Linked DNA regions of Homo sapiens: region 1 is linked to region 2. The links are chromatin loops, found by intact Hi-C in ENCODE. Cell type or tissue: heart left ventricle. All regions are shown on one strand. Each heading gives the region's core, and the rest is flanking DNA. Links, peaks and the distances in the headings are about the cores only. Region 1 holds the start of MYOD1 (myogenic differentiation 1). Region 2 overlaps OTOG (otogelin).

Region 1 (17,004 bases), core at 6,184-11,183, 120 kb after region 2:
GTGTGCAGGGAGTGTGAGGCGTGCATTCTGTGAGAGGCGTGCAGGGAATGTGAGGCGTGTATTCTGTGAGAGGTGTGCAGGGAGTGTGAGGCATGCATTCTGTGAGAGGCATGCAGGGAGTATGTGGCATGCATTCTGTGAGAGGCGTGCAGGGGGTGTGTGGTGTGCATTCTGTGAGAGGTGTGCAGGGAGTGTGAGGTGTACATTATCAGAGAGGTGTACAGGGAGCGTGCACTGTATATTGTGTGAGAGGTGTGCACAGTGTAAGGTGAGCACTGTATGTGACTTGTCTGCAGTTTATCAGGTGCACATAGCTATGACACCACAAAGGCATATGGAAGAATGCAGGTGAGGACAAACTGTCCTTCCAAGAAAATGTGCTTGTCAGCTCTGTCCTGGGCTCACACTCTGGACGCATGGCACAACCTCCTGAGCAGTGTCACAGGCAGAGGAGACAGAGGGACGTCCTCTGGCTTTTCAGGAGTCCTTTTATACATAAAGGAGAAGGCAGCTTTGAGAGGCCTTCTCCTCCATCCTTCTGCCTGCATCCATACCACGTTAGCTCAAGGGCAATGTGCTCTTTGAGGAATACCATACGTTGGTAATATTATTTTTACATCTGACTTAAATCCCTCATGCTGCAAGTTGAATTCGCATTTTTTTGGTGCTTTCAAATGTGAAGGTAGTGAACTCTCCTTTCATGTAGACCTCCTCACCCCGGGAGCCTAATGTCTTTAGGCTAGAAGAATAATTAGCACCTTCATGAGCTCTGCCTGCTTGAACACTTCTAGTCATTAAGTTATTGTCACCTTATTTGTGTTGTTTAGTAAACAGCGCATGTGTATTTCAAACCCCAGGAATCTAGTCCCACAAAGACCCCAGGGCTCACCTCTGAGGCAGAGAAAGTCTTTAATTACATAAAGAATAAGCTTGAAGAAGAGAGGCTGGATGAATGAATGAACGCCTCAGGTCTTTCCAGAAGCCAGGCATCAGTGGGTTCTTAAGCCTGGCCTCAGCTTCCCCTACCTGGTGGGCAGTCTCAGCTCCTGCTATTTTCACTCATCTGGCTTCCTAGTGTCTGGGAAAGAACCCGGAGTGAGAGGCATTGTGAGGGCTGCATGGAATGTGAGGTGCACATGGCATGTGGGGCCTCGTGGGGGAAAGAGCTGGGCGGGCTGCAGGGAGGGTCCCCCCATAACACCAAGCTCACATGGGTCACATCCCATGCCCTTTAGCCTCTTCCCTGGGTAGCAGCCCACCCTCATCTCACATCCTGAATTGGGCTAAAGCTTAGTTCTAGATGAAGTTATAATTAAATTTAAAAATCACATCTAGAGAATTCCCTCTTAAATTTAAGTACTATGTCAGTTTTGGAGGGAGTTTTTATAAACCTATTGAAGAGGGGAATAAACAGCTCTAGCCTATTATGCCTAGTTCTTCAAGAATCTCTTGGTTTGTAAGATATTCTTTCATTAGAAGTAACAAATTGGCCAGGTGCGGGTGGCTCATGCCTGTAATCCCAGCACTTTGGGAGGCTGAGGCAGGTAGATCACCTGAGGTCAGGAATTCGAGAACAGCCTGGCCAACATGGTGAAACCCCATCTCTACTAAAAACACACAAAAAATAGCCAGACATGGTGGCTCGCGCCTGTTGTCCCAGCTACTCAGGAGGCTGAGGCACGAGAATCGCTTGAACCCCGGCAGCAAAGGTTGCAGTGAGCTGAGATCGCGCCACTGCACTCCAGCCTGGGCGACAGAGCGAGATTCTGTTTCAATTTTTTAAAAAAGAAGAAGTAACAGATTGCCCATCAAACCCCATGCCCAAACTCTATCTCGTGCCACCCCCACACCCCCCAGCCCCTACAGCTCCAGGAGCCATGCCTGTCTGTACCCACAGAATCCTCTGCTCCTAGCAGAAGCGATTGTCCCATAGAAGGTGCTCAATAATTATTTTGTTCTCTCTGCCGGGAGCATTCTTCCCCAGATGCCACATGGCTAACTCCCAAGCCTCTTTTAACTCTTTGCTCAAATGTTACCTTGCCAACCTGACCACTCTGTTTAACACTACAGCCGACCCCAACCTGGCACCTCAATCCTGCTCATCTTGTTCTGCTTGTAATATTTTTCTGCGTGTATCGCCTTCTAACATCTATATAATTTATTTATTATTATGTGTATTGCTTATTGTCTGCCCTGCCCTGCCCGCATGTCAGTTCCACAGGAACAAGGAACATGGTCTGTTTCATTCTCCATCACATTCCCAGCACCTGAATAAATGTTTGTTGTATAAGTGAATGAATCATAGACTGGACAACTGAGAGTGGGAATATCCCCACCACCCCAATAGTGCCCTGCCCCCACCCCCTGCACACTGGGTGGGAAGGGCACATGCTGTTGGTTGTCTTCCTGTTCCCTCCCTCCACAGTGTGGACTCCTGTTCTTCAACTCCCAGCTCAGCTGCCAGACTCCTAAGCCCTGCTTGTCTGTGGGAGGCTGGAGAGTACCCCCAAACGGGGAAATGTGGCCTTCTGTGAGGAATCTCTGGGACCCTGTCCCTAATCTGGGACCATGTCTATATCCTGGCAATATCACAGTCCCTCCTGACCAACCCAGACTGGGCCCAGAGAAGGATCTATACCCATGTGGTGGGTGGATTTTGGCTTTCCCAGGGAGCAAGTTTGTCAGGGGACAGAGGGAGGCACTCAGGTTGGACCCAGGAACAGGAAGGGAAAGGCTGGGGACAGAGAGGGGACCTGGAGCTGGCCCTGCCCCACCAGGCCCACTCATGCTTTTACCTTCTGGCCCTTTGGCGCCCCCCACCTCCCGGCCAGATACGCAGCCTGTGTCAGCCCCAGTGCAGAGCCACAGGCCCAGCCTGGGCAGGGGCAGGGTGCGTGAAGACTGGGGCAGGTGCAGGCTGGATTGGGTTTCCAGAGGCTATATATATAAAGGCTGCCGGGAGCCCCAGGGCCGCTCCCTGAGGGCACAACACTGTGGGGGCCCAGCCAGGCCCACATTCCTTTCCAGAGGCCAGCTCTCCATTTATAGCCCCTGGGCAGAGCAGCCAAGGGAGCTGAGAGGGGAGGACTGGAAAGGGCAGAGGGAGAAGGGGCAGCCCAGGCAGCACTCCCTCCCCACTCCCCACCAAATGAGCCCCTCATCATGAAGACAGCAGAAGCCAGGCCCAGGGCGAGGTGTGCACATGCCCCCAAGCACAGAGCCTACCATTCTGGTCAGACCTGCGTTGAGGGGTGAGGGGGCTGCCAGGGGATCCCCTCAAAGTCCCTCAGCCCATTGCTAGTGGCCCCTCACAGAACAAGTCCAGCACCTGTGGACAAAGGGCACCCTTGACTAGACTCTGCAGTATAAGAGTTTGAATGTTTTCAGCTTCCAAACTTGGTATCCTTTTTCCCTCCGCCCCCAACCCAGCACTGGGACTAAAAGGACAACATGTCCCAGGTTGGACATACTTCTCCCTGCTCTGTGGGCAGCAGGGAAGAGATGATGGTGTTGACAAACCTCTCTCCAAAGAGGAGACGCAACCAGAAGGGTGATTCCAGGCAGGTGTGGATGCCAGGCATGGAGAGGTCTGAAATGGTCACCGAGTTCAGTGAGTTCCAATCTTTTTTTGAGCAACGGAAGCCTGGTAGCAAACAAAAATCCCACTTGAAAGCCTAATATAAAAATGGCATTTTACCACTAGAATGTCTGTGTGCTTTAAAACAGCGCTTCCTAATTATGGAAGAAGATGTAGCTGCAAATCAAGCTTAAAACTGTCAAAGCAGTTTAGATTTATAAGCCATAAGTGATAAAATATTAAATGTGTTTGGTAAGTTCAAACATATAACATTTACTTATTTATTGTAAAGGCAACTTGATGACAGCCCTGAGGAAGTTTTTAGAAACACAAAGCACAAAAAGCAAAGTTGTATTCACTTGTCTCAGCATCCAATTTATTTTGTAGTTTCTTGCTTATTCAGATTTGGGGAAAATCTAGATTTGCATAGATAAGTGGTTTGAATAGCTCACCTGGGAATCTCAGAGTACTCTTTAATTAAGTAGACTCATTCATTCATTTGCCCAAGAAATATTTATTGAGTGCCTACTATGCACCTGGCTTTCTGCTGAGCCTTGAGCAAGTAGGAAGAAGTATTTGTTTCTAAATCATCAATACAACAATTACTTACATTCCTCATTGTGAGTATAGTGAAAAAACAATAAGAAGACACATCGAGATGCCAAATCTCTCTATAGTATACCACTACAATATTGCAGCATGCCATGTATAATGCCCAGTTCAAGAGAACATGCCCCAGGCAGATGGGGTCTGAGCCTTTCCTGGGAAGAGCAAGTGTAATAGAACATGGATGTCTAATCATGTATGTGACTTCCCAGTTTTGAAGAAATTCAACCATCTTCATTAATGTCACAGTTCAAGACATTCAAATATATGCATAGAGATGCAAAGGGCGTGAGGCCACTCATTCATTCACTGGACATTTATCAGGTGCCTACTGTGTGACTGCCACTGTGATGGTTTTTGGAAATGTCATTGTGAACAAAACATCTTTGCCTTCATGGGGCTAAGTCAGTCATGAACAAACTAATGAAGAAGATTATAAAGAGTGGCAGTGCCTGGAAGGAAATTAACAGGGTGGTGTGAACCAGAGTATGGGGGGCAGTTATCTTAGAGGGAATGGTCAGTGATGTCCCAAGGAGGCAAGAAGATCTATTATATAAAATGCAGTCAATCTTGGGAAAAGCCCAGGGGATAATGCTATGAGTTTAGAGCAGCAAGGACAAGGCTCCAAGGCAGGATCCTGTTCAGAGTGTTAGAAGACAAGAAAGGAGGTCAGGCTAACTGGAGTAGAGCAATCAAAACGGATGGTGCCTCCAGGTGTAGTAAGAGACACAGGCTGAGGCTAGCTCATGCAGGGCCTGATAGGCCAGGGGATGGAGATGAGATTTTACTCTAAATGCAAGAAGCTGCTGGGGAGTTTGAAGCAGGAGGATGGCATAATCCCATTTACATTGTAAAGGTCTACTCAGGCTGCTATGTAACGAATGGATTATACTGAGGCTACAGAGGAAGTGAGGAGGGCAGCCAGGTTATTGTGGTCATCCAGAGCAGCAGTGTGACAGCTTAGTCCAGGATGGTGACACTAGGGATGGACTGACTTGAGACAGGTCTTAGAGGTAGAATGGACAGCTCTTCCTCATACTCAGACCTCTCCTTGGGAACTCCAGCCTTAAAAATCCCCCTGCCTAATCCACACTTCCATCTGGATATCCGATATGCATTTCAAATTTTGCCCAAACCTGGACACTTAATCTACCACCCACAAACCTAGTCTTCTCAACTCCATTCTTGCAGGAGTCATCCTTAGCTCCTTGCTTATCTCACTTCCCACATGCAATCGTGAGTAAATACTGCTAGCTCCATCTTGAAAACATATATCTAGAATTCAACCACCACTTTTCACCAGCTCCACTCACTGGGATTATTGCAATAGCCTCCTAATTGGTCTCCCTCCTTCTGCCCTTTCCCTCCAGTAACCAGCATGCTCCTGTTAAAATGTAAATCAGATAGTGATATTCTTCTCTTCCGCTCAAGCCCTCCAGTGAGATGGCTCAAGCCATCTCAGAATATAATCCTGTTTCTCTCTCTCTCACCCCATTTCCCACTATCTCTTTTACTCACCCTGCTGCAGACATATGAGCCTCCTTGCCATACTTTGAATCTGCCAAACATGGTCCTGCCTCAGGACTTTTGCACATGCTTATCCCTCTATCTGGCCCTACATATCTCCAGGTATCTGCTTCCAATTCTCTTCATTCAGGTCTCTGCTTAAATGTAGCAGAGAGGCCTTCTCTAATCACTCCATAATCTTCATCACTGTGTCTCCCTGCCTTGCTTTTTCTTCATAAGGCTTCTAACCTCCTGGCATCACATACTTCCTTGCTTATTTGTTCATTGTCTATCACCCTGCTTACATTGACAATGTAAGTGCCATGTAAGCAGAGTCTTGGTTTTGTTCATTGCTCTAGCCCCACACTTGGACTGGTACCTGCCACATAATGGATACCTAACAATATGTGGATTTCCGGGTGACCCCCTGCAGCTTGGGTGGGGTGAGGCCAGGACTTTGCTGCCTCTGCCAGGATTTAGAGTTACTGTCACTGCTGCTCCATGATGTAGACTTTACTGAATGAACAAATACAGGTGGGCCCTATGGAGTAAAGCGAGGTGAGTACTTCATGAAGGGAGACCTTCAGCACCACTACCAGCAGCAGAGAAGTGAAGAAGTTAGGACCCCAACAGAGCCCTCTGAGTTTTGTGGGAAGGGAGGACTTCTTAGGGCCCAGAACGGCCAGCTAGAATGCCTTCCAGAAGTTAGTGGGAAAGGCACAAAGATCACTCCTGCTTAAATTTCTGGTTTCCAGGAGGGGAGATCCAGGCAGGGATGTATGGCCAACGGAGATTCCTAGCCAGAGTGCTGAGAGGACTGTGTGAACTGCAGATTCAGGAAGAGGCTGAGAGACCCCCATGGGGGTGGCCGGTATGCTGAGGCTTGTATGGGAGCCAGATATCCCACATCCCATGGGGTGGTTGCCTCCTCCTGTTTCCAGCCTTTCCAGTGAGGCTGCAGGAAAGAGACACAGCTAAGGCCTGGAGACTCGTGGCACTCCGTCAGGGCATGGTACCACAGATGAGTTGTAAGCCTGCGGGACACAGCATCCAACTCTGAAAGCCCCTTGCTCGAATAACCCTACATCACCGCCTGAGGGCTTCCATATCCTTGGTCTCTTCAGACTGTCATCCCCACCACAATTACTCCAAGAAATTACTGTCATCCCCAAATCTATAACTGGAAACTGAGGCTCAGGAAGGAGACATGACTTCCACAAAATCACACAGTTGGGAAACTCTGGAGTCTGCACTCAACTGGTCTGCAAACCGCACTCTCGGAGACTTCAGGTGAGATGAGGTCAGGTTCTCAGGCCAGGTCCTGAAGTTTGACACCTTGGCGAAATGCACTTTCCTTGACTCAGCACCGCGAGTGAGGCGGAGCCAAGCCCCGAGCAGAAGGGTTTTCTTCCCAGCTGAAGAGGCAGCTCAGCCTAGACCCCAGGCATGGCACTGGACACCCCTGCTGTGGAAACGTGCAGATTTAGATGGAGGGGATTCCTAACCTGGGCAGGATCCGAGTTTGGAGAGATTGGCGCGAAGCTTTAGCAGCAATCTCCGATTCCTGTACAACCATAGCTGGGTTTCTAAGCGTCTAGGGAAGAAGGACTGGGCCCACGACCTGCTGAGCAACTCCCAGGTCGGGGACTGGCGGAATATCAGAGCCTCTACGACCCGTTTGTCTCGGGCTCGCCCACTTCAACTCTCGGGGTCTCTCCGCCTGTTGTTGCACTCGTGCGTTTCTCTGCCCCTGACGCTCTAAGCTTTCTGCTTTCTGCGTGTCTCTCAGCCTCTTTCGGTCCCTCTTTCACGGTCTCACTCCTCAGCTCTGTGCCCCCAATGCCTTGCCTCTCTCCAAATCTCTCACGACCTGATTTCTACAGCCGCTCTACCCATGGGTCCCCCACAAATCAGGGGACAGAGGAGTATTGAAAGTCAGCTCAGAGGTGAGCGCGCGCAGCCAGCGTTTCCCGCGGATACAGCAGTCGGGTGTTGGAGAGGTTTGGAAAGGGCGTGCCGGAGAGCCAAGTGCAGCCGCCTAGGGCTGCCGGTCGCTCCCTCCCTCCCTGCCCGGTAGGGGACCTAGCGCGCACGCCAGTGTGGAGGGGCGGGCTGGCTGGCCAGTCTGCGGGCCCCTGCGGCCACCCCGGGGACCCCCCCAAGCCCCGCCCCGCAGTGTTCCTATTGGCCTCGGACTCCCCCTCCCCCAGCTGCCCGCCTGGGCTCCGGGGCGTTTAGGCTACTACGGATAAATAGCCCAGGGCGCCTGGCGAGAAGCTAGGGGTGAGGAAGCCCTGGGGCGCTGCCGCCGCTTTCCTTAACCACAAATCAGGCCGGACAGGAGAGGGAGGGGTGGGGGACAGTGGGTGGGCATTCAGACTGCCAGCACTTTGCTATCTACAGCCGGGGCTCCCGAGCGGCAGAAAGTTCCGGCCACTCTCTGCCGCTTGGGTTGGGCGAAGCCAGGACCGTGCCGCGCCACCGCCAGGATATGGAGCTACTGTCGCCACCGCTCCGCGACGTAGACCTGACGGCCCCCGACGGCTCTCTCTGCTCCTTTGCCACAACGGACGACTTCTATGACGACCCGTGTTTCGACTCCCCGGACCTGCGCTTCTTCGAAGACCTGGACCCGCGCCTGATGCACGTGGGCGCGCTCCTGAAACCCGAAGAGCACTCGCACTTCCCCGCGGCGGTGCACCCGGCCCCGGGCGCACGTGAGGACGAGCATGTGCGCGCGCCCAGCGGGCACCACCAGGCGGGCCGCTGCCTACTGTGGGCCTGCAAGGCGTGCAAGCGCAAGACCACCAACGCCGACCGCCGCAAGGCCGCCACCATGCGCGAGCGGCGCCGCCTGAGCAAAGTAAATGAGGCCTTTGAGACACTCAAGCGCTGCACGTCGAGCAATCCAAACCAGCGGTTGCCCAAGGTGGAGATCCTGCGCAACGCCATCCGCTATATCGAGGGCCTGCAGGCTCTGCTGCGCGACCAGGACGCCGCGCCCCCTGGCGCCGCAGCCGCCTTCTATGCGCCGGGCCCGCTGCCCCCGGGCCGCGGCGGCGAGCACTACAGCGGCGACTCCGACGCGTCCAGCCCGCGCTCCAACTGCTCCGACGGCATGGTAAGGCCGGGACCCCAGGAAGTGAGGAAGTTAGGGCGGCGCTCGGGATATCAGGGACGCGTTTCCGAGGGCGGGGAGCTGGCCTTGCGGGAGGTTTGGGCCAGGATCCTTCCCGAGAGAGAGGACCCCCTTGTCCTGGGCAGCTGTCACTGGGGTAGCCTGTTTTGGAAGTGTGCGGGCAAGCGTTCGAGCTGCCCCATTGGGGGCGCTATTAGAACACTGCAGCGCGAACGTGAAGATCTTTTTCTCTACTTATCCCTACTTCCAAAATGTAAATTTGCGCCCCTTGGTGACTGTCCGCCCTTGGTTTGGCCCTGCATGTTGCAGACCTCATCTCCTACCCACCCGTAATTACCCCCCCAACCAGGACAGGTCTGGGCCCGGAACTAGAGCCTTAGGCTAGAGTTAGGGAGGGGGCGGCTACAGGAATTGGTGTTCGGGCCTCGAGCCGTCCCGCGGGCCTGACTCAGTCGCCCTTGCTGTTTGCAGATGGACTACAGCGGCCCCCCGAGCGGCGCCCGGCGGCGGAACTGCTACGAAGGCGCCTACTACAACGAGGCGCCCAGCGGTGGGTATTCCGGGCCTCTCCCTGCTCGCTCCTCCTCCTTCATGGAGCTGTCCTGGCCTCTATCTAGGACGCTCCCACCCCCACTCACACACGCCTATGTCCTGGGAAGTGGTGCAGGAGATGAAATACTAAGCAAGTAGCTCCCTGTCTTTTGGATTGTCCCGGACTCTAACTAAAGTCCTCAGTTTCCAATCTGTCTCAAAGTACTGGGCCCGGGGGTGGGAGGCTTGTCGCGGCCCCACCCCTGCTTACTAACCGAGCCCTCCCCGCGCAGAACCCAGGCCCGGGAAGAGTGCGGCGGTGTCGAGCCTAGACTGCCTGTCCAGCATCGTGGAGCGCATCTCCACCGAGAGCCCTGCGGCGCCCGCCCTCCTGCTGGCGGACGTGCCTTCTGAGTCGCCTCCGCGCAGGCAAGAGGCTGCCGCCCCCAGCGAGGGAGAGAGCAGCGGCGACCCCACCCAGTCACCGGACGCCGCCCCGCAGTGCCCTGCGGGTGCGAACCCCAACCCGATATACCAGGTGCTCTGAGGGGATGGTGGCCGCCCACCCGCCCGAGGGATGGTGCCCCTAGGGTCCCTCGCGCCCAAAAGATTGAACTTAAATGCCCCCCTCCCAACAGCGCTTTAAAAGCGACCTCTCTTGAGGTAGGAGAGGCGGGAGAACTGAAGTTTCCGCCCCCGCCCCACAGGGCAAGGACACAGCGCGGTTTTTTCCACGCAGCACCCTTCTCGGAGACCCATTGCGATGGCCGCTCCGTGTTCCTCGGTGGGCCAGAGCTGAACCTTGAGGGGCTAGGTTCAGCTTTCTCGCGCCCTCCCCCATGGGGGTGAGACCCTCGCAGACCTAAGCCCTGCCCCGGGATGCACCGGTTATTTGGGGGGGCGTGAGACCCAGTGCACTCCGGTCCCAAATGTAGCAGGTGTAACCGTAACCCACCCCCAACCCGTTTCCCGGTTCAGGACCACTTTTTGTAATACTTTTGTAATCTATTCCTGTAAATAAGAGTTGCTTTGCCAGAGCAGGAGCCCCTGGGGCTGTATTTATCTCTGAGGCATGGTGTGTGGTGCTACAGGGAATTTGTACGTTTATACCGCAGGCGGGCGAGCCGCGGGCGCTCGCTCAGGTGATCAAAATAAAGGCGCTAATTTATACCGCCGTGGCTCCGGCTTTCCCTGGACATGGGTGTGGGATCCGGAGGAAAATCCGCAAACTGGGCCAGCTGTCCCTCAGCGACGCCTGTAGGCGGCAGGCGGATTGCAAGGAGGAAGCCTGCTGCCTGGGGAAGGAAGGAGGGGTGCAAATTTCTCCAGTACGTGAGGAAGTTCCTCTGACCTTGACTACATTACTACACACGTCCGTGGCTCTTATGGAAGGGTACACAGGTTGATATGAGTATTTTTTAAACCCATGTCTGAGCTCGCCCCCTAGATATTCTGATTTAATGTTTCTGCCCCATATACCCAGGGCCAGGTATTGGTATTTTTTTTCAAAAGCTCCCCAAGTGATTCTGAAGTTCATTCAAGGCTGAGAATCATCCCCTCCATATAAAGTGAGTGAACCCAGGTGTGATAACCAGAAGAACCACGGGAAGGTTGTGGCCCAGGCATCACTTGGGGGCCTCGTTGGGTATAGAGGATGTGATAGGGTGCCCACAGCATTCCGAGGAAGATCTAAATGAGTGTAGACATGTGCTGTAAGCTCTCTGGCACTTACAGCCCATTAGTAATAGGTGTAACTGCAAAGAGATAGCATAGAAGGCCAGACAGGCACAGACACCTCTACCCAGCACCTAGAGCATCCCGACACTATCAGATTCCATAAGACAACAGGAGCCCGGATCCTGTGAGCAGAGCGGCATGTGGGCCAGCATCATCACAGATGGCATAGGTACTCTTCATCAGGCTATAAACTCTCTGAGAGCAGAGGAGGGGGCATTTATTTAGCCTGAGTGTTGGGGAGGGCTTCCCGGAAGAGTTGTCATTTGAGCTCTGTCTTAAGAAACAAGAGTAGACAATGTACTCACAATGCACACACACACACACGCACACACACACACACAGGTACCTGTGCCCTCCCCTGGGTCCAAGGCCCCTGAGGGATGGTCTGGCAAGGGTTCTTCCCCACTCACTTACCACCTCCCCACCCCCAACACACGCGTGCCATGAGGACCTCAGGACCTCCTACATCCCACCCCATATATGTTGTTCCTGAAAACCCTACAGGCCCACTTTCAAGGGTTTTGTTTGCCAAGTAGGGGGCCCTCAGGAATGCAGGCAAGATGTGATGCCAGAAGGAATATCCGAATATCCTCATTACCTGTCTGAGGATCCATTCTCTGCTCTCCCCAACACAGGGTGCCTAGGAAGCTGCCCAGAGCTGTTGTGTTACGAATGATCCTCCACTTGTCTTCTGGCCACTTCCCCACATGTCCCTTGGGATTCTTTATACCCTTGAGACCCCCTGGGGTCCATTCATGAATTCATTGATTCCACAGATGCCAGGTCTTATGCTGGGTGAAAACAGAGACTGTTGGATGCAGTTCCCGCCCTTGGGAAGCACACAAACATTTGACTAGGATGGAACCTTTTAGCAGCTGGTTACATCCTGTTGAATTAAGTACTGTACTGGAGGTGCATGTAGCAGGGGAACGCCATAGAAGCAAAGGGGAAGGTTCCCTAACTATTCTGGGGGAGATATAGACAAACAGGTAAACTTTAATGAGAATCTTGAAGGAGTTGGTCAGGAAAGAGGGGCCAAAGAAAGGGGCTACAAGCTGAGGAAACAGCAGGTGCAAAGATCCAGGGGTGAGAGAAAGAAAACTGCCTTTGTGGAACTGCAGGTGCCCATGGGGAGGGGCCAGAGGAAGATGGAATGGCAGAGGCAGGACCACAATGGACCTCATCTGGACTTTATCTCGAGGGCAGTAGGGAGCCACACAGGAATTTAAACAGGGGAAGGATACAAATAATTCTGTATTTTAGAAAGGCCAGTTTGGGCTAGCAGAATAGGTAGGAGAGAACAAGACTTGAGACAGGGAGATCTTTCAGGAAGCCACTGGGGTTGCTTAGAGGAGGTATGACATATCCTGAATTGGCTTGGGCCAAATAATGTGTCAGTGTTGAGGGTACAGCAGAGAACATTGAAGGCACAGTCTCCACCTTCCTACAGCTTAAAATCCACTGGGGAAGTAACCGTGAGATGAAGAACCAAGTGAATAAATACAATGTTATAAACGATGAGAAACACCGTAAGGAAAGGCAACAGGTGTAAGCAGAGGTGGTAATGCGGAGTGAGAAGGCAAGCAGGTCGACAGAGGAGGCAGAAGTTCTGCACCAAGGGAAGCAATTCTATACATGAAGAGGGTCCCAGTATCCTAGAGGGGGTCTGTGTGTAATTAGAAAAAAGTACCCCTTCTCTCCTGGGGCATTGCCCTGCACCAGGGATCATGACTAGGCAGGCAGAGAGCAGGCTGGACTTCAGCCCCCACTCACCTCCTCAGCTGGGTGCACTTCTGTAGTGACAACCTGCATAACTTCACAGTGCCTTGTGCGTGTAGGCCCTAGAAAGTGTAGAGAAGGGAGGAGCCTTGGATGACTCCAGGCTCTGGTTTGCTTCTGACTTGAGGCCGTGATTTGCTTCTGAGTAAGTGGTGGTGCCATTACACAGATAGGGACCTCAGGAGGAGAAGCAGGTATGGTGACACATCTAGTGTAGAATACTTCGTGACAGAAACCTTATTCAAACTAGCCTAAACCCCACAAGAGGGTGTGTTGGAAGTTCACGGGGCAGCTCATATCTGGAAGTAGAGCTATAAGCACCACGGCATCTATGCACCTTGGGAGCTAGAGCTCCTCTCACACTTCTAGGCTGTCCACTTCATGTCTCTGCTTGGCTTCACTCTCTCCTAGTCCATATTGGTTTTCTCCAGAAACTCATGGGTTACCATGGATCTTACCATTAAACCCAGTTAGAAAATTCCCAGCCTTGGCATGGTGGCTCATGCCTGTAATCCCAGCACTTTGGGAGGCTGAGGCAGGCAGATCACAAGGTCAGGAGTTCGAGACCAGCCTGGCCAACATGATAAAACCCCGTCTCTGCTAAAAATACAAAAACTAGCTGGGTGTGGTGGTGCACGCCTATAATCCCAGCTACTCAGGAGGCTGAGGCAGGAGAATTGCTTGAACCCAGGAGGCAGAGGCTGCAGTGAGCTGAGATCATGCCATTGCACTCCAGCTCTGGGCAGTAGAGCAAGACTCCATCTTTGTCGGGGCAGTGGGGAGAAAATTCCCAGGGAAGAAGTCTAGTTAGATCAGCATAGGTCATGAGCCAGGATCTGAACCCAGGCAGAGGGCTCCAGAGACTGCACTCTTGGCTGCCTTGCTCTGTGTCTTCTGCAGAGGATGTCAGAAGAGAGGAAGTGAGAAAAGTCAAGAGGGAAGGGAACAGCTGGAGACTGGATCACACCATCGAGGATAGGGTTTGAGGTCCCCTCCTAGCCTGTCCCTTACCTCAGTCCCCTCAAGGGGGGACAACTGGCTGAGCCTGACTTCACTTGCAGTGTAGATGGAACATCCTTTGCTCATGGGGCCATTTTACCTGCATTGGATCTGAGGAAGCACCAGGGCCATGCTCTCCACAGAGACATATGTATATGTCTTTACACATATGTGCTCATACAAAAGCACATGTGTACCCAGAGCACACCATCAGAGGCTGATAGACTGTGAAGACAATAAAGTTTAAGCTTCAGTTCCCCTCTCTCGTATGAGCCCCTTCTAAGGTCCTGGGGGAAACCCTAGAAATATGTCTATATGGTCTAGCTACTTTTTTAATTTGCCAAAGTAAATCACTTTTAACAATTGGTTATGACCATTGTCTCTTTCTGTTCTGACCCTTGTATTGGGTAGCACTCATGGGGATGTTTGGATCAGTCCTATCTAAAGGTATAAATTTCATTTGGGTTTAGTGGAATATATTTTAAATAAATGAAATATAAAACATAAGCAATAATGATGAACAATGATATAAATTTAAATGATTCTGACATTGAGAAGATAATTAGAACCACAAAATTTATCTAGATCATGCCAAAAAGTGGTTTATTAAAAGAAGAAGAAAATTTTCTAATAGATTTATGGAAAAGACTCTTGCATGGTTTAATAATCCCACCAGTGAATAATGGCAAATTACATGAACACATTGGGAAAAGATTTAAATTTTTTGCTGATCTGTTACAAACTACTGGCATCCACAAAGATAGCATAAAATTCATAATATGCCACTATAACAAGACCTCAACATCATCAACACAATTATTAAAGAAACTTGTCAATTAAAAAATATTTAAAATTAGTCACCACACAAGAAAACTCAAAATGCCTTGAGTTTTTACAGCCCACAGATGAAAGAAACTTGATTGAGGTTTCCTCAAATTTGACATCAATTCTAAAAATGTACATGACATTTCCAATAGACTTGTGAGCCTGAAATTTCCTTAAATTATCAATGGTACAAAACAAGTTTTGATCAACCATGTTGAAGGAAAGACTGAATAATCTCTCTATTCTCTGTATAGAAAATGATATTATAAAACCATTGTCACATGAAGAAGCAATCAAAGAATGTGCAGCCGGATGCGGGTGGAAAGAGGTAGGCAAGACTGAAAAAGACAAGAAAAAGGAGCAAGAGGTGGAAGGTAGATAGAATGAGGAGACGAGGAGGAAGATAAAGGCAAAGATGATGATGTGATAATGATGAAAAAACAAGTTGGTCCTACCTTCGTTTTTTTTTTTCTCTCATAAGGCATTTGAAACACTCGCACTGCACACAAGTCACTCCTATTTAAAAACATTCGATGAGAGGCTGTGCAATATTTGTTTTTATATTGCACAGGGTCATTTTTGTGTAGTTGGTAACTTATTTTTTTCAGAGAACACGTGACAGTGGGTTTTAATTCATGTAGAACTTTCCCAGTAGCAGGGGGAAGTGAGTCCTATGGTATGCCAATGGCTACATAATTCCCTGGGATCTAGGCCTGGCTGTGTCATTGACCAGCTCTAAGATCTTGGGAATGGGACTTAACCCACCTGGACTTTGGCATTTACTCTGTGGAATAAATTAGTAAATTTAAAAAGTATGTCTCAGTTTTGAAATTATTTCATAATTTGCTTAAAGCATTTCAAAGAAAGAAGAGATTATGAAGCAGATCTCTTACAGATAAGGAAACCGGGACCACAACAAACTGAGAAGCTTATTCTCAGCACAGGCAACTCAATTATAGACTCCTGGTTAACTGGTCCTTCTTTCTTTTACTTTTCCCAATTTTTAAATTAAGATATAACTCACAACCATAAAATTCACCTTTTTAAAATGCATAGTTCAGTGGTTTGTACTATATGCACAAGGCTATGCAACCATCACGACTGTCTAATCTCAAAACATGTTCATCACCCCCAAAAGAAACCCATAGGCATTAGCTGTCACTCTTCACTATCCCCTTCCTCCTGCTTGCCCCTGGCAACCACTAACCTACTTTCTGACTCTATGGATTTGCGTATTTGGGAAATTTCATATGAAAGGAATCATGTATAAAATTCATAATATGCCACTGTAACTAGACCTCAACAATTAACACCAACATCATGTTTTCAAGCTTCATCTATCTTTTTTTTTTTTTTTTTTGAGACAGTCTCCCTCTGTCACCCAGGCTGGAGTACAGTGGCGTGATCTCAGCTCACTGCAACCTTTACCTCCTGGGTTCAAGCAATTCTTCTGCCTCAGCCTCCCAAGTAACTGGGATTACAGGCACCCACCACCACGCTCGCCTAATTTTTGTATTTTTAGTAGAGATGGGGTTTCACTATGTTGGCCAGGCTGGTCTTGAACTCCTGACCTCAGGTGATCCCCCCACCTCGGCCTCCGAAAGTGCTGGGATTACAGGTGTGAGCCACCGCACCCAGCCAGTTCATCTATCTTACAGCGTGTAGCATACTTCATTCCTTTTTATGCTGAATAATAGTGTATTATACGGATATATCACACTTTTTTAATTCATTCATCTGTTGGTCACGTGGGTTATTTCTACTTCTTAGCTATTAGGAATAATGCTGCTGTGAACATTCAAGTACAAGTGTCTGTGTAAATGTGTGCTTTCAATTTTCTTGGGTATGTATCTAAAAGCAGAATTGCTAGCTATATCACAGCTCTATGTTTAAAGTTTTGAGGAACTGTCAAACTTTTCCCCAAAGCAGCTGCACCATTTTATATTCCCATCAGCAACATATAGGGGTTCCAATGTCTCCACATCCTTGACAACATTCTGTTGTTTGTCTTTTTTGTTAGAAGTAGCCTAGTGGGTGTGAAGTGGGTTTTGAGTTGCATTTCTCTAATCACATGTTGAGCATGTTTTCATGTGCGTATTGAGTATTTGTATGTTTTCTTTGGAGAAATGTCCATTCAAATTCTTTGCCCATTTTAAAATTAGGTTGTCTTTTTGTTGTTGAGTGGTATGGTTTGGCTCTGTGTCCCCACCCAGATCTCACCTAGAATTGTAATCCCCATAATCCCCATGTGTCAAGGGCAGGACCAGGTGGAGGCAGTTGGATCACTGGGAGTGGTTTCCCCCAT
Region 2 (5,000 bases), core at 1-5,000:
CCCTTTGAAACAGGGCTATATATTTCCTATTTTACAGTTGAAGAAACAGCCTAGAGAGAGAGATCAAGTAACATGCTCAAGGTTAGTGGAGGAGCCAGGGTTCATCCCTAGAGAGTCCAATGCGAACCCGAGCTCATAGCCACTTTGTTAGAAGAGTCAGGAGCCTAGACCCAGAGCTACCACTCGCAAGCTATGTGACTTCAAACAACTCACCCAACCTCTCTAGGGCTCAATTTTCTTGTGTGAGAAGCAGGAATAGACCTGCCCCCAAGGTTGACTCTGAGGACCAAACTGGGTGATGAATATAGAAGTCCTTTGTCAGCTGAGGTTTGCAGGTCCCATCAGAGGCAGCACAGATGATCAGTTTATTCAGAGTAATGGTGGTCTGCAGATGCTTTTCATTGCACACACCTATCAAGTAAAATCATTTTGTGCACATACATATGCGTACATAGATATGCATCCATAGATATACTCCTCAAGTAAAATATGTAAACAAATTTAAAAATTAATATTTAAAAGATGAAAGAAAATATAAAGAAGGCTAAATTCTTCATTGATTATTTTTTATTTATTCCCACGCACCAAAGGATTTTCCTCGTGCAAGCACCTCACCTTGGGGTGCGATGGCCATTACACAGCCTTGCGCTCTGGGGTCAGACTGACTGAGTTTGGCCCCAAGCTCCACTGAGTTGGCCTGGGACATATTCCTCACACTCTGAGTCTCTTCGTCTGTAATAGAAGGGTGAAGATAACTGCTTCTACCTTGTAGGGTACTGTGAGGTTTAAACAAGGCATTGCATGTACAGCACTTGGCACAGTGCCCTGTGCTAATGTGGGGGTTGTTGTCATTTTTTCATGGACACCCGGTACTGACATGTCCAGAGCCCTGAGGCCTGCAGGCAAGACGCCAAAGGAAGAAGGTGGAGCAGAAGGACACTTGCTGAGGGTCCACTGTGTGCCAGGCCTTGTGCCTATGTGCATTACTTCATTTAATATGCAAGACTAGGGGGAGGTGATTGAGGTGCTTACCTGGGGTACAAAGTTTCAGGGGGCACCAAAAATGCAGTAATCAAGAGAAATAATGTTTCAATATAATATTTCTGTAAAATAAAAATTGCTGTAAAAATACTGTGATGAACAAACTATCAAAGGATCAATAGTATTAATGTTTCCTTTTGTCTCAGTCTCTACTCTGGCTCAGTGGGAGACTGTTAATGATCTTGTCTTTATTTTTAAATTGTAATATTTTATTTATCATGGATATTTTTGCATTAATTTTGATGTTTTAAAAATATTGCATTAAGATAGTATTTATCTTGATTACTGAGATTTTTGGTAGCCCCTTAAATTTCACATCCAAGATGAGCACTTTGCCTTACCCTGGTCCAGGCCCTGGCAGGTCTATGGGGCAGATGTACGTAGCGGTCCCACCTTAGAGGAGGGCACTAAATTTCACTGACGTTAAGTAATTTGGTCCAGTATGCACAGCTGATGAGTGAGGGAGGTGGGATTTGAACTCAGGTCTGACTCTAGAGAGCTGGCTTTTTAATGACTCTTCTCGGCTACCACCCCTTGACTGGGTATACCCTGGAAACCAGAAACTTGGAGATTTTCTAATTTTCTGGTTCAGCCTTCTGAGTCTGCAGATGGAGGGAGAGGCAGGCACGTGCCCCTAGCCACATGGCGGGCCTGTCTCCTGACTCCTAGTGTTCTTTCTGGAGGGTGACCCCAGATGCATTGACCTTGTGGTCTGGGGTGTGCAGTGAGTCGGTGGCTCTCTTCAGACCGTGCCTATGTGTGAAGCATGCTGCTCCTAAGCTTTATCCCAGGTCTATCCGCCTGGCTCCTCATGGCTTTGCTGCTGGCTTTAGGGGTCTCCTGCAAGGTCCCAGGCACACCTCAGTGGACTGAGAATCTGCAGCTGAGGGGCTAGGGGAACAGGGTGTGGTGCTGGGGATGACCACTAGAGGGCAAGCTGAGCTCACGCTTGCGGGAGCTTCTCACAGCTCGGCTGGTGGAAGCGCCTCTGCAGTGCAAGGGGCTTGAAGAAGCCGGGGATGCTGGGGGCTCCCGGTCCCCTTCCCACCGAAGGCTCTTGGAAGACCAGCCTCCATCTTGTGCTTGCATTCCTCTGGGGGCCTTCCGCAACATTTCTGATTAAAACTCCCACTCCTTGGTTCTAATCCTGCTCTTTGGCGCCACACAAAATACACCTGCTTCTTTTCAACATTCATTCGTTTGTTCATTTACTTGACACATCGCTGAGGTGCCTACTGTGTGCCAGTCTTTGAGCCTCGTGCTGTCGGCCCAGAGAGGAGCCATTCTCTTTCCTCCACTTAAGACATCTGCATCCATGACCATTCCCAAATCTTGACATGTGGGAGGCAGGCCAGGCCCAGCACTTGGGGAAGAAGGGAGGCTGGGATGCTGGGAGCCTTGGCTCTGTCTGTCTGTTCCAGGCTCTGGGCTGGCTCTCAGGAAGTTCCTGTTCTCTCTCTTTCAGCGTATGACTGTGACTTCTTTAACAAAGGTAAGCCCCTCCTCCCCACGCAGAGTCTCAGGGGCTCAGGCACTGCCAGCCCTGTCCTGACGCCACACAGCATCAGCCATCCCGAGGCGCTGCTGGCCCTGGAAGAGCCGTGACCCGGAATGGGAGGGCCCCCATCATGCAGAGAGAGCCCTGACAGTGAAGGGCCCAGGGGTGTCCTGCACCTCTATCCTCAGCAGTTCCTGCAGCCCCTGTCCGGGGCCCAGGCAGGCCAGCTCCCGGGGACTGTGCTCGGCAGGGCAGCCCCACCAGGAAGGAAAAACCCCATTCTCACTTATGTGCCAGCTCCTCCGCCTTCATAATCTAGCTCATCAGGCCCACAGAACATCACCTTGGGTTCCCCGAAGATTAGCTTTTGGCAAAAGCAGACACAAACTGCCCTTTCTGACTATGGGTGGAACAAAACATGTGGCCTGCCACATTCATCTTCAAACTCAGCCAAGGTTGCAGGGTTCCGGGAGATGCTCTGACATTTAGATTAACGAGGGTGAAAACACAGGTCATAACCAAAGACCCAGGGGAGGTTAATGTCCAGTTTAGAGCCAATTCATCAATTTAATCACTGGGATTGGGTGGGTGGGGTAGAGAAGGGCTGCCCAGGAGTAGTTTTTAGCACCGAACTTCATCCAGTTGGGCCAGGGTCAGACCTTGGTAGAGTGAGATGCTCATCTGGTCCTCAGTGCTGTTCGCCTTTGACTTCCAATCCCCGACCCTCCTCCAGGGACTGTGCTGCCAGGAGCAGGCCTATGTGGGCAGAGGCCCAGACTTTTTGTCCTCAGTTGCCTGCATTATCAGATTTTGGCTTGACTGTGGTGGGTGAAGTGGAAAGGAGAGACTGGAGACAGGATACCATCTGGGGGCCTGCGAGATGACGGCCGGACCAGGGTGTAGCATGAGCATCCGCAGGACTGCAGTTCTGCCAAAATGCTAGTCCCCAGGGGCTCTTGACAGCCCCAGACCTTCAATTGGTAAAGGAATGAGCCTGCAATGGGGGAACTGTGGTCCCTGGGGCAGACAGGATCTGTCTGACATCAGGCAAGGCATTTCAGCAAGATGGAGCTGTTTCGTTTTCTCTCTTCCATGGCATTTTGGGTGGCAGTAACTGGCAAAGGACAAGCTGTTTCTAGCATCTTCCACCTACCCACCCACCCACTCACCCATCCTTGCTCCGTTCTACTAGCATTTGCTCTGGTCCGGGCCCGCCAGGTGTTGGGAAGTCAGTGGTCCCTGAGTCCTGCCACAGCGGTGTGTGGAGCAGGCTCACGCCGCCTCTCTAGCACCTATTGTGTTTCTAACTCCACATTCAGTTGGTAGTTTCCAGTTGACCCCTGGTGGGAGTGTTTACGCCATGGAAATCCAGAAGCCCTACAAACCACTTTTTTTTGTTTGAGATCTCATTGTTAGCCATTTGCCAGCACAGCCAGCACTGCTTGTCTCCCATCTAGTGGGGGTGACAGATGTGGGCCTCCCATCCAGATCCTCATCCGAAGAGCTGTAACTGGTGTGTGCCATGCTCCAAGAGCTGGTGGGGCACAGAGGAGGAGGGACAACATTTGCATGTGGCAGGAGAGGGTGCAGGGAGAGCTTCACAAGGAGGTGACATTTGAGCTGGGCCCCAGAGGTTGAGTAGGCGTTTGTCAGGCACAAAACGGGGAGGACTACTCTGAGTGGGTGGAACGGTGTGATGAGATGTGAGCTGGGAAATAACACCACTGCTCCTTCCAGGAAGAGCAAGAGAAGTTCAGCATGGCAGGAGCCAGGGCGTGGGGGGAGTGGGGGAGGTGGGCAGGGGCTGAGGGCTGAAGGGCTTCTGAATTCAAGCTGGGCTCTTTAGATTCTGTCCTGAGGGCCATGGAGAGCCACTGGTGCGTCCCACCAGGGGGCGTGGCTGGGAGGGCAGCTCAGCAGCCGTGGGGAGGAGGCATTGGGGTGGGGGGTGGGCACAGCAGAGGCAGGAAGATCCTTACAAGGTGATTGTCCAGGAAGCCCATGCTCTGTGCCAACCTATACTGACAACCACAGGAATTCTAAAGACTCAACAGTGACACGTGTTTGAAATAATTAGATAAACACTAACAGGTTTATTGTCCCTCAGGCCTGGGGTGGGCAGAAACCGGGTCTGACGTCTTCTTCCAGAGGGGACCTTGAATAGAGCAGTGGCTGTAATGGTGAAGTTTCAGGCAGTGGGAAGGCTGTGGAGAGACAATGGGGGGCCCAGGTGCTCCCTGTGGGTCGCCTTCTTCCTTGGCTCCCTGTGAAGTGACTCAGGCACTGTGCAGTGGGTCTGTTCCTTTCAGGGGCTGGCAGCCTGGGAATCCTGTCCCTTCCTTCTCAGGGTCATCAAGGTCCCTGAGATCTGGGATGAAGGACACCATCAAGAGTTCCTCCTTGGTAGCTTGCCCTCCCACCCCACTGCTGCCAAGGGGTGGGGCAGGAGGTATGGGAGGTG

The links. A loop is a pair of places that touch in the nucleus more often than their neighbours do. Peaks named below come from ENCODE experiments on the same cell type or tissue, not always from the same donor. Only the 100,000 strongest peaks of a DNase experiment are listed, where the experiment ranks them.
Region 1: a loop joins it to region 2, with 21 times the contacts of the local background. A loop is called at or near these places in 64 of 110 quality-filtered maps.

The regions. Positions count from the first base shown.
Region 1 is chr11:17,711,603-17,728,606 of GRCh38, forward strand. MYOD1 (myogenic differentiation 1) reads left to right here and starts at 7,969. Exons shown (of 3, transcript NM_002478.5): 1 at 7,969-8,810; 2 at 9,300-9,378; 3 at 9,653-10,534. The coding sequence starts at 8,181. The coding sequence ends at 9,906. RefSeq lists enhancers at 3,050-3,550, 8,918-9,429, 9,430-9,941. In heart left ventricle, for the core only: a CTCF peak has its summit at 8,721 (motif pointing left); a DNase peak (open chromatin) is centred at 7,075; H3K27me3 peaks cover 4,957 bases.
Region 2 is chr11:17,597,165-17,602,164 of GRCh38, forward strand. It overlaps OTOG (otogelin), which reads left to right. Exons shown (of 56, transcript NM_001292063.2): 31 at 2,507-2,533. Among named protein-coding and RNA genes, the nearest start is that of OTOG, 52 kb to the left of the region's middle. RefSeq lists an enhancer at 4,968-5,000. In heart left ventricle, for the core only: CTCF peaks have their summits at 1,953 (motif pointing right) and 2,157; DNase peaks (open chromatin) are centred at 1,997 and 4,878; H3K27me3 peaks cover 450 bases.